Regions from separate parts of the Mus musculus genome. Here region 1 is linked to region 2. The links are chromatin loops, found by intact Hi-C in ENCODE. Cell type or tissue: heart. All regions are shown on one strand.

Evidence for each region. Hi-C counts contacts between places; a loop is a spot of excess contacts. Peaks named below come from ENCODE experiments on the same cell type or tissue, not always from the same donor. Only the 100,000 strongest peaks of a DNase experiment are listed, where the experiment ranks them.
Region 1: it touches region 2 in a loop (4-fold over the local background); 4 of 42 quality-filtered maps call a loop at or near these places.

Annotation. Positions count from the first base shown.
Region 1 is chr4:140,960,127-140,968,126 of GRCm38, forward strand. It overlaps Sdhb (succinate dehydrogenase complex, subunit B, iron sulfur (Ip)), which reads left to right and starts at 1,145. Exons shown (of 8, transcript NM_023374.4): 1 at 1,145-1,350; 2 at 6,369-6,502. The coding sequence starts at 1,279. In heart, a CTCF peak has its summit at 4,657 (motif pointing right); DNase peaks (open chromatin) are centred at 1,155, 3,005, 4,075 and 4,625; H3K4me3 peaks cover 2,756 bases; H3K27ac peaks cover 2,174 bases.
Region 2 is chr4:141,074,520-141,082,519 of GRCm38, forward strand. Necap2 (NECAP endocytosis associated 2) reads right to left here and starts at 3,838. Exons shown (of 8, transcript NM_025383.4): 1 at 3,694-3,838; 2 at 441-541. The coding sequence starts at 3,785. In heart, a CTCF peak has its summit at 3,923 (motif pointing left); DNase peaks (open chromatin) are centred at 2,322 and 3,842; H3K4me3 peaks cover 2,073 bases; H3K27ac peaks cover 1,245 bases.

The DNA of each region.
Region 1 (8,000 bases), 110 kb before region 2:
GAAACCCAAGACTATAAACAGTGCCCTCCTCTGCCAAAGGTGAGCGGAAAGAAATCAAATCCTTCCTCTGGTAACAAGGACCAGCAAAGTCACTGGGTGCCCCAAGAGACCAAGTGACTTGGGATACCAAGATCACGCCTGCCCAAGGTGGTCAAATCCCCAGTCAGAGGGTGGGGGGCTCTGAGAGAACCCATAAAAGGTGTCAGAAAGGCTGGACAGTGGTGGCGCATGCCTTTAATCCCAGCACTTGGAAGGCAAAGGCAGGCGGATTTCTGAGTTCAAGTCCAGTCTGGTCTACAAAGTGAGTTCCAGGACAGTCAGGGCTACACAGAGAAACCCTGTCTAGAAGTGCCAGAAAAAAAAAGCAGCTCAGGTGACTAAGGAAACTGACGAAATCTGAGGACACAGGTCGGTTAGTAGAAGGCTTGTTCAGCACACACAGGCATGGTGGCACACAGCTGTAATCCCAGCTCTCTGCAGTTCTTTACCTGTAGGAAGATCTGAAGTTGGGGACAGTGGACAGCCTGTGGGTCCTTGGTGGACAGCCTATAAGCTACATCACCCATCTTTCCTATTGTCATCTTCCTTGGGGTTAGAGAGGAATTAGGTGAGCAGCTCGCTCACTTACCACAGCATTCCAGAGGCTGGCACCAGCCACATACTAGGTACCCTTTCTGGCTGCTTTGGTTTTGGTTTTGTGTGTTTTGAGGCAGGGTCTCAAGTATCCCAGATGGACTCGACCTCATTAAGTAGCGGAGGGTGAGCTTGGTTCTCCTACTGTCTCCATATGCCGGGCATGCAACTTCTGTACCGACGTGACGTTCATCTTTTGATCACTTCAGTCACTTAACAAGTGTCCCAATCAGGTAGGGACTGACAGGTTCTCTAGATTTAGCACAAAGCTGACCAGACAAGAGTCACAGGTGATTGACAGACACCACTGCAAGTAGAGAAGGGTTAAAAATCACAGCCACCAGCAGAATAGGAAAGCCCCGCCCTCCTGGCCTCTGCCCCGCCCCTCCACGCTACCCTTCCCTCTCCCGCCCCTCAGACTCCAGAGGTCACCTTAGGAACATAGGAAGCCCAGTGGGCATGCGCCCTACGGGCCGCTGCTGCACACACGCACTTCCTGTACATTGGCTCGGAGAAACCGGAAGCGGCCTTCCACTCGTTGGCGCTTAGGCGGCTAGCGGTCCTCAGGGTGAGAGGCCGGCTTCCCACCGCGGTGTTCGACGGGATGCCGGAGGGGAAGGGGTGGGGCTGACGTCAGGAGCCAAAATGGCGGCGACGGTCGGGGTCTCCTTGAAGCGCGGCTTCCCGGCTGCCGTTCTCGGCAGAGTCGGCCTGCAGGTGAGCCCGGGAGCCGTGGTTCAGTGGGGAGCCGTGCCCGTCACCGAGGCTGCCTGGGTAGAGAGGCCGCGGAGAGGCGGAAGGAGCCCGGGTCCAGGCCTCGGGGGAGGACTTAACCCGGCATCCTGCTCTTGAGCATCCTTTCAGACAGCCATTCCGCGCTTCTCCATCACCGGAGAGAGAGGCGCGGCCGGGAGGAGGTTGGAAGAGAGAACAGAAAGACAGAGGTCTGGGAGGAGGACAGGGAGAGGTCAAGGTCATAGGATGAGCGACCTGTGGTCGGGACCCAGAATCAAATCCTGCTAGTTGTACTCCGCCAGGCTTGTGTGAAAGGGAGGCCTGCGGGGTGTCTGGGGTGGGACCCGGGAGGCCAGGTCGCACCTCCAGGTTAGGCTGGTCTGGATCGGTCAGGTCGGAGGGCGGTGGACTCTGCAAGGCAATGCACTTGACCCGCAGAGGAAGGGAGACATGAAAGAAAGCGACCCCGACCCCTTGAAAGATCCGTACTGTGGAAGTCTGCAGGCAAGACCCGGTTCCCTGAAGCGTGCTTATTCAGGGGTGTGTAGCGGCACTGATCTCATACCGCTGGCATGGGATGACAGGCAGAGCCTGGAGCTGCTTTTGTTAATAATTCTGTAGTAGCTCTGTCATAGGTCTCCCCACACGCCCTGTATCCTCGGGAGCTGCACAGTAGAAGCATTTAGAAAGGCGAGAAAAACTGCCTCTCCTTACTTTACAGATACCATTCAGTCCTCCTCTGGGCTTCTGGATAGTCCTTCACAGGCGGACAACAGGAACTCCCATTTTGTTTTGGGGGGTTTTGTTGGTTTTTTTTTTTTTTTTTTTTAGATTTGTGTGTGTGTGTATGAGTGTGTGCTTTCATGTATATGCACCATGTGCCCGTGGAGAAAAGAGAGCTGTATTTCCTGAACTGGAGTCACAGGTGGTTATCAGCCGCCATATGCGTGCAGGGAACTGAACTCTGCTCCTTCCAAAGTGCTAAGATGAATCTCCACCCTGTGATAATTTTAGTGTTGTTTTGGTTAGGTTTTGACTTTTCGGACAGTGTCTTTATGCAACCCTGGCTGGCCTGGAACTCAGAGATTCTCCGGCTTCAGCCTTCTGGGTGCTGGGATTAAAGGTGTGAGCCACCACCACCACCCGACTTGTGCATCCCTTTGCATGCACACCTATCACACCAGCACTCCAAAGGCTGATGCAGCAAGATCAGGAGTTTAAGGACATCCTCAGCCCCACACGGAATCCAAGGCCAACCTGGGCTACTTGGGACCCTGTCTCAACAAAAACAGACAGTGCCTTACCAGAGCCTCAGGCTGGTGTCCCAGATATTCAGTTAATGATTCTGTTTTTGTTGTTGAGAATGTTATGCATGAGTACTGTATTTAAATAATTTCCACCCCCTCTCTCCTCCCATGCCTCCCCTCCCTTTCACACTCATGACTTCTTTAATTATCATTGCTAAATATATACATACACAATCTCTTAAGTGCATTTAGTGTTCCTTATGCATGACGAGTTTAGGGCTGAGAACATGGGATGAATAATCACAACACCAGTCCGTGCCAAGGGGAATGGGAGAAATTTCACAAGGCCCCACCCCTAGTTGAAGAGCTGCAGCAATCAGTGGCTAACAAAGGGGGTGTGTCGGTTTGGGGGAGGAGCCACATGATAGGTTGTCCAGTTAATGGTTCTTGGTGACCTTGTTCTTCAGCCTCTTTCCTCGTTGCTGAGGCAGCAGTTGAGTTGTAAGAGCCCTGCTGTAAGGGGTGACTTCTCAGGCTCAGGCTGGGCTTTCTGAGTGTAGAAGAGGCTGGCTTCAAAGGTCGGACTCTGGTAGGATTTCAGGAGAGGCCTTTGCCTACTTTCCAGAGGCCTCCTGTCTGTGGGAATGCATATTTGTGCTCAAACAGCGCCATCCTCAGTTCTGGTTCTCAGTCCTGTGATGTGCACCTCTGGACTGCAGTCCTGCCTGTGGGAGTTTAGCTGCACTCGGTTAACTACCAGTAGCATCCTTATTTCTCCGTCTGGACTATGAACTCCAGGAGGGCAGACGCCTGGAATGCCCGCCTGCAGTCAGAACAATACAAATACATATATAAGCCAGTGTTGAAAAGCACAGATCGGGGCTGGAGAGATGGCTCAGAGGTTAAGAGCACTGACTGCTTTTCCGAAGGTCCTAAGTTCAAATCCCAACAACCACATGGTGGCTCACAACCATCTTTAAAGAGATCGGATGCCCTCTTCTGGTGTGTCTGAAGACAGCTACAGTGTACTTAGATATAATAATAAGTAAATCTTTAAAAAAAAAAAAAAGAAAGAAAAGCACAGATCATTTCCTGAGCTGTGCCAGCAGTTTGGCTTGCTCCTTGTGAAGTAGGTATCGGCTCCACCCTCCCCTTTGCAAAGGGGAAAGTGGGACCAGACTGGCTAAGCGATTCTCTAAAGAAAACACAGCTCAAAGGTAACAGGGCTGGATTGGAAGCAAACACACTAACACACTTCAGATACAAGCTTGCCCCTTGAGTCTGTGTGGGTTTGGCTTCATGCTGCCTTTGCCTTCCTGCCTTCGCCCACCTTCCCTCTTGGTGGCTGTGTCATCTGTCTAGCTTCAGGCCCACCCCTGAAGAAGCTAGAGGAAGTTCGTCTCCTCGCAGATTGTCTAGAGATGTTCTTCCCACATAGCACGCTCACTAGAGTCATAGATTGAGCTGCAGATGTGTTCAGTCTCCACTCCCATGGGGAACTTGGCACATAAGTTGCTGGACAAGGAGGGAGGGAAAGAAGGAAGTCTCACACTTTGGCCCATCTCCCTGTCTGCACAGTCTTTTTTTTTTTTTAAAGCAAAAGTTTATTAGGAAAAACTCCGAGAGCCAAGGAGATGACTCTGTGCATGTTGGTCAGGCCTGATGACCAGAGCCCCGCCCCCAGAGCCCACATGAAGGCAGAAGGAGGGACCCTACTGCAAAGTGTTCTTCTGCCCTCCACACGAGCGCATCCTCACCTCTGACATCATGCACACAATCGGAATAAATATGGTTTTGTTTCAAACAAAAGTTTTAATATAGATTTAGGCACACACATTAGGGGAGAGGACAAAAACTGCGAGGGGACACAGGCTTCTCATGGGGTTACTCATATTCCCCTTCCTAATACTGGGCAGCACTGAGGTTCCTGTGAGCTGCTGTTCTGCATCTAATGTCAGTGTGCACGATGCTACACAGCATCCATTAGGGAAGAATCGCAATACGGATGCATGTGGTCGTAATTACCTGGAGAGTCCAGAAGAGGGCGCAGGATGTGTCTGTATTATCCCCAGCACCTGCATAAACCAGGCATTGTAGGCCATCCCTGCTGACCCAGCATGGGGGTGCAGAGGCAGGAGGATGGGGCTTCATGGCCATCGGCTCAGGGTCATTGTCCCCGGCTGTCTGACTCACATGGCAGAGACTTGGTTTTGCTGAGATGCAGTGGAACACAGCAGAACTTGTTTGTTCCCTAATTTGATTTGTGTTCAGACATTCTTCATCTTGTTTTCTTCACCAGGTTTCCTCAGTGTGAGCTTTCACTGGGTTTGGGAGGAGTGCTTTCTTTTGAAATGCATGGTCTTAGCCTCCTCTGGCCTCAACTGCATGATCCTGCCTTCACCTCCCAAGTGTTTTTCGAGAGTCCTGTGCCAGTTTGAAAATGTTACCATGTTGGGTTTTTGGTTTGGTTTGGTTTGGTTTTGGTTTTGGTTTTGGTTTTTAGACAAGGTTTCTCTGTGTAGCCCTGGCTGTCCTGGAACTTGCTCTGTAGATCAAGCTGGCCTCAAACTCAAGAGATCCACTTGCCTCTGTCTCCCAAGTGCTGGGATTAAAAGGATGCACCACCACCCTAGCTGTCATGTTGGGATTCTTTACAAATACTTAATGCTGGGCAGTGGTGGTACATACTTTTAATCCCAGCACTTGGGAGGCAGAAGCAGGTGGATTTCTGAGTTCGAGGCCAGCCTGGTCTACAGAGTGAATTCCAGGACAGCCAGGGCTATACAGAGAAACCCTGTCTCGAAAAACCAAAAAAAAAACAAAAAAAACAAAAAACTTTATTCTGTTTGTATGATGAGGGAAGTAGCCCATGCCACTGTGTGGATAGTCAGTCCTGTCTGTCTGTCCATCTTACCTGGCTTCTGGGGATGGAACTCGAGTTTTTAGGCCACCATAGCAATCACTTGACCCTCTGAGCCATCTCACTGGCCATAGCATCCTGTTTTAAAAGCCCAAGTAGCTTTCTGACTGGTTTCTTCAGATCTCATGTAATAAGTCTCCCTTTTAAGTGTCATTATTTCACGTACATACATAATACAATGTTGTCACCACCTTGGTTTAAAGTCGTATAGGCCAGTCGTGTGGCACACACCTGTAATCTCAGCATTTAAAAGGCTGAGGGAGAAAGATTGAAAAGTTTGCGTCCAGCCTGGACTGCATGTGAGACCCTGTATCAACTGATGTTTCATTGTGCTCCATGACTCTCAGGACAAAAGGAACCCACCGCAGTGCTCTCGCCCTCACGTCAGCCTCCCCATCCTAGCAGCCTCACTCCTGCCTTTCCTCCTGCCTACTAACACTCTGCTCATCGGGCTCCAGTTAAACCCTAGGCAGGGCAGCCATGACCCCAGCTCACCTCCTCAGGATCCCTCCATGCACTTTGTCACGCAGGTCCCACCTCACTGTAGGTCACCACAGATAAGTTCTGTGGAGCGAAGGTTCTGTCTGTGTCAGAAATGAAGCTCGGTGTGGTGTCACTACAGTGCAGTGTCACTGCCCCTGGACCCATAGCTGCCATATCATGGGGGATTAACATCTGTTGGGTGTTGATGACCGTGCCTTCCAAGGAAGCTGGATACCAGCGTGTTTGTGCCCAGAAGTGCCATCATCATGCTTGATAAGTGGGGGAGTGCCTTGCAGTTTTTAATCAATCAATCTCTCTCTCCCTCCCTCCCTTTTTGTGGCTTTTTCAAGTTTCAGGCCTGTCGAGGGGCACAGACAGCTGCTGCTGCAGCTCCCAGAATCAAAAAATTTGCCATTTACCGATGGGACCCAGACAAGACTGGAGATAAACCTCGAATGCAGACGTACGAGGTGGATCTGAATAAGTAAGTGTCTGGGCCAGCCAGGCGCTGGCGAAGGAGAGCTTGGGAGGGTTTGCTGGGCTCTCAGTTAGGTCTGGTTTCTGCCATTATTTGCGGTGCTAGGGATTGTGGTGCCTGTGGGGTCATGCCTTTCAGGTCTTGAGAGATGTAAAATCCGATTCCCTTAATGATTGAGATAATCACATGTTTTCTGTCTTTAGAGTCAGTTAGATGTCTCTCAATAACTAGCTTGCGTGAGCGCGCTCGCACGTGCGCTCGCGCTCTCGCTCTCTCTCTCTCTCTCTCTCTCTCTCTCTCTCTCTCCAGTCTTTTGTAGTCCAGGCTTATCTTGAACTCACTATGTAGCTGAGGAAGACCTTGCATTTCTAATCTTCCTCTCTATGCCTCCCCAATTCTGGGGTTACTGGCATGGCTCGTGTGAGCTGCCATACCTGGTGTATGAGGTGCTGAGGTTGAGCCTGTAGCTTCGTGCACCTTGTATGAGTACTAGCTAGCTGTTTTATTAAGGAAAAAATTAAAAATATTGCCAGATAATTAGATGACAAAAATTTTGCAACTCAAACTCAGTAAGATGGGCAGTGGTGGCGTACAGTTTTAAACGCAATGCTTGGGAGACAGAGGTGGGCAGACTTCTGTGAGCTTGAGGCCAGCCTGGTCTTTGTGAGCTCCAGAACAGCCAGGGCTGCGCGGCAAAACTGTCTCAAAAAACAAGCAAACAAAACAGCAGAAGCCCACCTTGGCAATATGTGGCTAAAGTTATAAAATTTAAAAAATATATAAAGCCGTTAAAGAATTAGCTTTAATATAAATGTAAGCAGTGAATTAATCTGACAGCTGTATTTCTTTACTTTATGCTCTTCCCCATTAGCCACACAGAGAAACCAGTGTAATTCAAGCTACACCTCAATAGCTGAGCAGTTAACTGATCTACCTTGGCCTCCTATGCTAATCCGGCTCCCTCCCAGCCCCGCCCTGTGACACCTGCATAGTATTACTGACCTGGCTCTTCGGGCTCCAGGAGTGTTTTCAGGGCCTCTCTAAACCCCTTCCTTATGGCTCAAATCCTCCATTCTCCTTGAAGATCCGAATCCCCCCCACCTCCCCCCCCTCTTACTCCCTCTCCCTCCCTCCCTTCCTCCTCCTTCCCTACCCCCCATGTGAGGATTGATCCAGATATGAGGGCCGAGAACTCAGCATTTGAATAGCACAAGGGTAAACTTTATGCAGTGTAGATAAACATCTTGCCTTCCTGAGGCCTTCCTGTTCCCTCTTGGTAATGATAGAGATGGCTTTCCTCAGTGTGACCCCAGGGAGTGTGGGATGACTGTTGGCACTGGAGAGAGCCTGGCCTTGAGAACAGGGACTCGGCGAGCGGGCTGCATGGTTCTCCGTGAGGTCAGGCCCTAACCTCATAGCAGCAGAAAGATTGAAACTCTGGGAAGCAGAGCACATGACGAGCATGGGGCCTGAGCCATCTCTCCAGCCTGAGTCAGGACACACT
Region 2 (8,000 bases):
TCAAGACAGGGTTTCTCTGTGTAGCCCTGACTGTCCTGGAACTCACTTTGTAGACCAGGCTGACCTCGAACTCAGAAATCCACCTGCCTCTGCCTCCCAAGTGCTGGGATTAAAGGCATGTGCCACCACTGCCTGGCTTGAGCCAGGAGCTTTTATGCTGGGCTTCACACTCAAAGATACGCTAACAACAATGCCCTCTGTGTTGGATCAAACACACCCTTGTTTTGTTGCGTGAGAAAGGGTCTTCCCATGTTCTGGGATTATAAGCACGGCACGTCAGCACTTGGATGCACCCAGAGGCCTTCATCTTGCAGTAATGGTCCTGCCATGGCTCTGAACAGCCTGGCTTGGCCAGAGCAGTCTCTCTCATCCACGGGGGGGGGGGGGGGGGGGGGAGGCAGCTCAGACATCTTAGCCTAACTCGTGTCCTGAGCCTTTACCAGAGGTCCTGTCCTCCAGCTTGATGTAGGCCACCTTCCCTTTCGCAGTGATCCGCAGCCGGCCACTCCACGATGGCTGGTCCAGTTGCCATTCTGAGGCCCTAGGAGGACAAAAGACACTGAGCCTCCTACTCCATGCCTCCCATGCCGAGAAAGAGAATGGGGAGAGGCTGCCTGCTCAAGGGTGCAATATCGGCAAACCTCCATCCCCGCAGGCCACACAGCCTCTGCTGGTCAACTGGACTATTCTGATGCTGTGCCACATGCAGGGGCTGGTGAGAGGGCTGGGCAGGGAAAGGAACCACAGCCCAGCCACTCACCTGCTTCCCATCCCTGAAACTCCACAGGGCAGGAGAGAACCAGCTCCCACCAACTGTCCACCGAAGGCCACTCACACAACAGCACACGTGCACAGACCACAAACTTACACCAGCTCGCAGATACACACCAACAAATGTGGTTTAAACCGTTCTCTTCTGAAATGGGGTCTCAATGTGTAGCCCTGGTTGGCACGGAACTCCCTCTGTAGACCAGACTGACTTTAAACTCACAGAGATCCACCTGCCACTGCTTCCTGAGTGCTGGGATTAAAGGTGTGTGGCATCATGGGAAGAGACAAGTCCCCACATTGTCTTCTGACCGCCACATAGATGTGACAGCAGTGTGCCCACACAAACACACTACACACAGATGTGACAGCAATGTACCCAGACACAGTACACATCTATGTAACAGTAATGTGTCCACACAGATAAACACAATAAATAAGTAAATAAACTTAAAAAAAGAAAGTCCTGGCTGGGCGTGGTGGCGCATGCCTTTAATCCCAGTACTTGGGAGGCAGAGGCAGGTGGATTTCTGAGTTTGAGGCCAGCCTGGTCTACAAAGTGAGCTCCAGGACAGCCAGAGCTATACAGAGAAACCCTGTCTCGAAAAACCAAACAAACAAACAGAAAACAACAACAACAAAAAAGTCCTTATTACAGGGCTGGAAAGATGGCTTAGGAGTTAAGAACATTGGCTACTCTATCTGAGGACCTGAGTTCGATTCCCAACATCCACTTAGCAGATAACAAGGGTCTGTAACTTGAGTCCTGTGATACACGCAGACAAAACATCCATACATATACAAAAAGTAAATGTAAAAATGAAAACTGTAATAGCTATTCTTGGCAAGGCTGTCCCTCAGGAAGTCCTCAGAATCCGAAGCTCGTAACTGTTCCGTTATGAAACAGTCTTCAAAATCTCCAGTCATTTCAAGTTGTCCAAAATATTATTCTTAGCCTGTGGCCATTCAAAACTGCAGGCAGTTGGAGCGTGCTGGCATTCAAAACGCCCACACGCAGCCGCTGTTGCTGGCCCCTATTCTAAAGACCACAGACCTTCACCCAAGTGGGAATTCCTTCCCAGCTTCCTGTCCATAGAGGAAGCAGCTCCGGGCCTATTGTGTCTGTTAAGGCACTGTGATGCCAAGCTAGCGGGACCAACCGGCTGGGGGACCCTTGAGACCATGGAGGGAGTACAGAGGGACAGGATCTTTGGTAGAAAGAGTGTAAAAGTGCATGAGGGTCCGGGGGAGGAAAGAGCGGCTAGGAAGGATATTCTCGGCTGTATTCCAGGTAGGAGGGAACGAGGACCCTCGTCAATGCCTTCTTTGGCTCCTTTAGAAGGCAACAGTGTCGTCGTCAGCAGCAGCAGCAGCAGCAGAAGCAAAGAGAAACCCCTGAACAGCAAATGCCATGGGTACTTTCAGAAGGCTTTTCTGGGAAGTTCTAAGCAAAGCCACTGTCAGCTCTCTAGAACTCTAGCTGGCAGCTGTGGCAGATCCACATGAATGTACATCTTCAGCTAACAAGGCAGCAGGCTCAGTTTCTGTTCCTCTTCCTGGCGCCGCGGGCTTTAGATTCAGGCTAAGGAGAGCCCGAAAGGTTGAGTGTAGGGCGGGCAGCTTCCTCTGTATCAAACCAGCCTGGCTGGATACTTGGTGACCCCACCCTCCGGAGGATCAAGAGAAGCTAACCCTAGTCTACTGAACGAAGACCCAACAGATAGGGGTAGACTGCCAATCTCCGGTTTGATAACAAGAAAGGAAAGGGAGACAGCTGTGGAGATGATTCGGTGCAGATGAGCAAGCTTGAGGCCCCGAGTTTGGATCTCTAGCGCCTAAAAGCCAGGTCTGGCTCCAGCTACCTGTAGACCCTCCACTGTGTGGGGTGGGGCAGAGAAAGGAGTTTCACTGGGCTTGCTGAACACCTAGTCTAGATGAAAACAGCCAACCCCAGCTTCAGTTAGGGGCCACCTCAAGGGAACAACGGACATGAAAAAAGCAAGACACTGGCTGGAACTCCTGTGGCTTCTGCATGCACCCGCACCACACCCAGACACGCAAAAGCAAGCACAGGCAGCTGTAGCTTGCTGACCTCCATTCTTGTCATTTTAATATTATTTTAAAATCATCGCACCGACACAGTTAAGTGTTCTAAGATACCCATTCAGAAAATGTTATGAGCCTGTGTTACATAGCGCAAAGGGCAGATGGAGTTGGCCCTCCAACACATTTGTGGTACCCGACGACCTGTTTCCAAACAACTCAGACACCCATCGCCTTCGAGAGCCACCCAGCCTAAGTAGCAACACCCCACCACAGGGCACAGGACACACCACGTATTTTTCATCTTTTTCAGTTAGGGAAGGTGTCCAACTTTGTGTCTCCTCTCCTAGACTAGAGTCCTGGGTTCCCTTCCGGAGACACTCCGTGTGTTTACAGGCATTTGAGTTTATTTGCCTCAGGTGACGCTCACTCAAGACAAGGGCGGCGGTATCCTCCCAGCTGCAAGTATGTTGTGATCAGGGGTGAAACTGGGGTCAGGAGAGCCGGAGATAGGAACAGCGTCCCTGGGCTTCGTGGGACGGGTCCCCCAGATGGCCGGGTTCCCTCCCGTGCCCTCCCGGCGGGGATTTCCGCGGGTGGCAGGGTTTTCTGGGATCCCGTCACGACTGTCGGTTAGCGCTGTGACACGACCCGTAGACCCCGCCGAGGGAACCCACTGCGCTCTCGGGTCCCCAGGAGCTGGCTGCGACCGTTGCCGGCGTCCCGCTGACGGCTCAGGGCCAGCGACCCCTCCTAAGTCTGGCCCCGATTAAAGTAGCCACAGGGCTCCATCCTTTCCGCCCCTAAACCCGACAACCGGTCCTCGTCCCCCGCAGTGCATGCCGGGGCGGGGGACGGGAAGATTAAGCCAGGAACGGTCACCTGTAACCACGGTTGGTGGCCCGCGGCGGGATGCGGTAGACGTGGACCTCCGGCTTGACACACAGAACAGACTCGTACTCACTCTCCTCCATCTCTATCGCCCGAGCCCTCGGGACTTCCGGCTTCTCCCCGCCCCTTCAGGACCGGAAGTGATGCGACTCTATGACCAAGTTCTGTCTAGAGCGGAAGCTCCGGGGGACCCCCCGATCGCTCCCGAGTGCCCTCTGCCGGGCGCCTCAGATCAGACCGTGAAGCGATTGCTCTCTGCTGCTGTGGGACCTGAGAAGCTCGAGATGCCGCTGATCTGAGCCTAATCCCGAACCTGGTTGTAGTTCAAACTCTATACCCTAGACCAGGGTGGCTGATATGCAAGATACCCTGCAGCCCTGCCCTTCTGACGGAATGTCCTTGTCCCCGCCAATCCCAGAAGGTTCTCAGAGGCTTCTGGAGGAATCTCGCTCCACAACTTTTTATAACCTACTATGTGCGCAAGGCCCCAGTGGCTTAGCGCAACAGGAGTACAAATCAAAGTTGTGAACCAAAGTTCCTGGTTGTCTTTGCTGTGAAGAGACACTATGACCAAGGCAACACTTACAAAAAGAAATCCTTTCATTGGGGGCTTGCTTACAGTTTCAGAGGCTTAGTCCATGATTAGCATGCGGGAGAGCATGGCGGCATGCAGGCAGGCGTGATACCAGAGAAGCAGCTGAGAGCTGTACGTCATGATCCTGGTGGGGGTGGAAGGGCCACAGCACACAGGGATGGGGCGGGAGGAAGGGGAGCACGGACGACAGTGACCCGGGCCTGATACGGGCTTTTGGAAAACTCAAAGACCAAACCCCCATCACAGCTTTTCCAACGAGGACACACCTCCTAATCCTTCCACGAGGTTGATCACTTGTGAAAAGCTAGAATAAGGCAGATTGGGAGGCGAATTGATTTTGAGTTATCTTGACCCTCTAAATAGCCATTTATTGGCCACCTCTGTATGTGACCTAAGATCCTTGTGACTATTAGGTAAATCCTTTGGAAGGTACAAATGCCAGCTTTCACCAATAAAGGCTAAGAATGTCATCAGATAGCAAGTAAGGGCCATAAATGATGTTTCCCGGCTTTGCGGTGACTCACCTGCCTGAGGTCTCCACCAACGGTTTGAAAAATGCCTCGGTTTGATGTTTGTTTTGTTTTGTTGATTTTTTGGGTTTTTTGTTTTTGTTGGTTTTTTTTGAGACAGGGTTTCTCTGTGTAGCCCAGGCTGTCCTGGAACTCATTTTGTAGACCAGGCTGGCCTCAAACTCAGAAATCCACCTGCCTCTGCCTCCCGAGTGCTGGGATTAAAGGCGTGTGCCACCACGCCTGGCTCAGTTTTTTGGTTTTTCGAGACAGGATTTCTCTGTGCAGTCCTGGCTGTCCTGGAACTCACTCTGTAGACCAGGCTGGCCTCGAACTCCGAAATCTGCCCGCCTCTGCCTCCCAAATGCTGGGATTAAAGGTGTGCGACACCACGGCCGGGCTAATGCCTCGGTTTATAACTATTTTTTCATCACTGTGGTGGTCTGAATGGGAATGGCCCCCATAGGCTCATAATTTTGAATGCTTGGTCATTAGGAATTGGCACTACTTGAGAGGAACTAGGAGGTGTGGCCTTGGAGTGGGTGTGGCCTTTTGGAGGAAGTATATTATTGGGGGTGAGCTTTGAGGTTTCAAAAGTCAAAGCCAGTCCCAGTGCCTTTCTCTTCCTGCTGCCTGCAGATCCAGATGGAGAATGTTCAACTACTTCTCCAGCACCATGTCTGCCTGCGTGCTGCCATGCTTCCCGCCTTGATGATAATGGACTGAATCTCTGAAACTGTAAGCCAGCCTAATTACGTGCTCTCTCTTATAAAAGTTGCTGTGGCCATGGCGTCTGTTAACAGTAATAGATCACTGACTAAGATAGTCATTATGAAATTTTCATGAAATTGTTACCACACCTGGAACATGTATTCTGGTAACGTGAATCTGTGTTTCTGGGCCACAGTCATCCCTATGGCTCCAAAAAAAAAAAAAAAAGAGTTTCAGTTTTCCTTGAAGTGAGAGTTGTATTTTAGAGCCTACAAACTGAAGTTCAGTAAAATGAGTCATTTAAAAAGAAGTCCCCTGGGCTGGAGAGATGACTCAACGGTTAAGAGCACAGACTGCTCTTCCAGAGTTTCTGAGTTCAAATCCCAGCAACCACATGGTGGCTCACAACCATCCGTAATGAGATATGATGCCCTCTTCTGGTATCTGAAGACAGCTATAGTGTACCTATGTATAATAATAAATAAAAATCGAAAAAAAAGTTAAAAAAAAAAGAAGTCCCAGTTGGATATGGTAGAGCATGCTTGCAGTCCCAGTGTGGAGGATGTCGCAGAGGCAGGAGGATGGCTACAAGTTCGAAGCATCAGTTTTAGCAATGAGGGGACAAAGGTGAGACTCTGTACTGTCACCCTCAGCCATCCTTAGGTGTTCCCCTCATCTTTTAGGTACCTTAGCTCAACCTAAACCAGGATTTGTGGCTTCAACATTGAAAATAACTTCAGGACTGGCCAGTATAATGAAGTCAAGTTGGAAGTTGTATTAAAGACATTTTAAGATGTTGGAGCCGGGCGTGGTGGCTCACGCCTTTAATCCCAGCACTCGGGAGGCAGAGGCAGGTGGATTTCTGAGTTCGAGGCCAGCCTGGTCTACAGAGTGAGTTCCAGGACAGCCAGGGCTATACAGAGAAACCCTGTCTCGAAAAAACAAAAACAAAAAAAAAACCAAACAAACAAACAAAAAAAGATGTTGGGCAGTGATGGCGCACGCCTTTAATCCCACCACTCAGGAGGCAGGGGCAGGTGAATCTCCAAACCTAATATAGGCTTAAGGACAAGGAATAGGAAAAAAGAGAGGCACTGAGAAAAGTGAGCGCCAGGCAAGGGCATGAATGTGGGTGTAAATAAAAGCTGCAGAAAATTAAGACATACCCAATACCCAAGGGTATATGGCCCCCCAAGGGAGAGTCAAAAGTAACGGTCTTAGCATTAGCCAAATGTTTCATTCTGCTCTCTCTCAAGTTATATCTTAAAAGGTTACTTAACAATGCTTTCTCTTTTTAAAAAAATATTTTATGTGTACAGGTGTTCTCTTGCACGTGTGTCTGTGTACCTCACGTGTTCCATGGAGGCCAGAATATTGGACATCTGAACCTAGACTTATGGATGACTATGAGTAGCCATGTGGTTCTGGGAATTGAATTTGGGCTCCCAAAGCAGCAAGTCTGGGGAGTGGAGAGATGGCTCAGCAGCTTGGACATAGACAAGACACGAAGCCAGGACTCACTGTGATTCCACAAAAAGGTTTCAGAACACATGATCACATTGTGAACCCCAAAATTGTAGACTGGGGAAAAAAAAAAACACCTGTTTCTTGTGGTGGTGCGGCTCAGCCCGAGCACACACCTTTAATCCAAGAGCGCTCTGTAAACAGGGTTAAATAAAATCAATCATAGCTCAAGAGGCAGAGCAGGCATCAGCTGACAGGAAGTGAACCCAAGAAAACACAGGCAGTAGAAAGGAGAGCCTCAGACTTGAAGGTATTTAAGGTGGTGGGAGAAGAACAAGCTTTTTCCTTCTGGGTTGTAAGTCCAGTAGGAAGCTCGGCTGGGTGCTTTCTCTGCTTCTGTTATTTTTTGTTTTGTATTAAAGATTTATTTTTATTATATGTAAGTACACTGTAGCTGTCTTCAGACACACCAGAAGAAGGAATCAGGTCTTGTTACAGCTGGTTGTAAGCCACCGTGTGGTTGCTGGGATTTGAACTTAGGACCTCAGGAAGAGCAGTCAGTGCTCTTAACCTCTGAGCCATCTCTCCAGCACCCTTATTATTGTTTTTTTAAACAACAAAAAGGTGTTGTACACATCCTTTTCCTATAAATGGGGGTTTCTGGTGAGAGACCTAGAAAATTGGGTCCTTTAGAGCTGGGTGGGGGTTCAAGGCCTCAGCCATTGGTAGTTGTGCTAGAATTCTTGTTTCTCTGCTAGTGAGAGGACTCAGCTGGATTCCGAGTTCATTTCTTTTCTTCATGACCTCCTTTCTATCCTGCCTCAGCCTTGTCAACATAGGAAGTTCAAGGACAGGCAGGGGCTACAAGCAAGACCCTGTTTCAAAGAAACAAAACAGAAAAAGAACTCCCAGTGTGACCTGATCTTGTCTGTTTTTCTTTCGGTTTGGGGTAGGGTTGAGGCAGGGTCTCAAGTGTCTCAGGATAGCCTTGAACACCTGATCCTCCTGTCCCCGAGTGT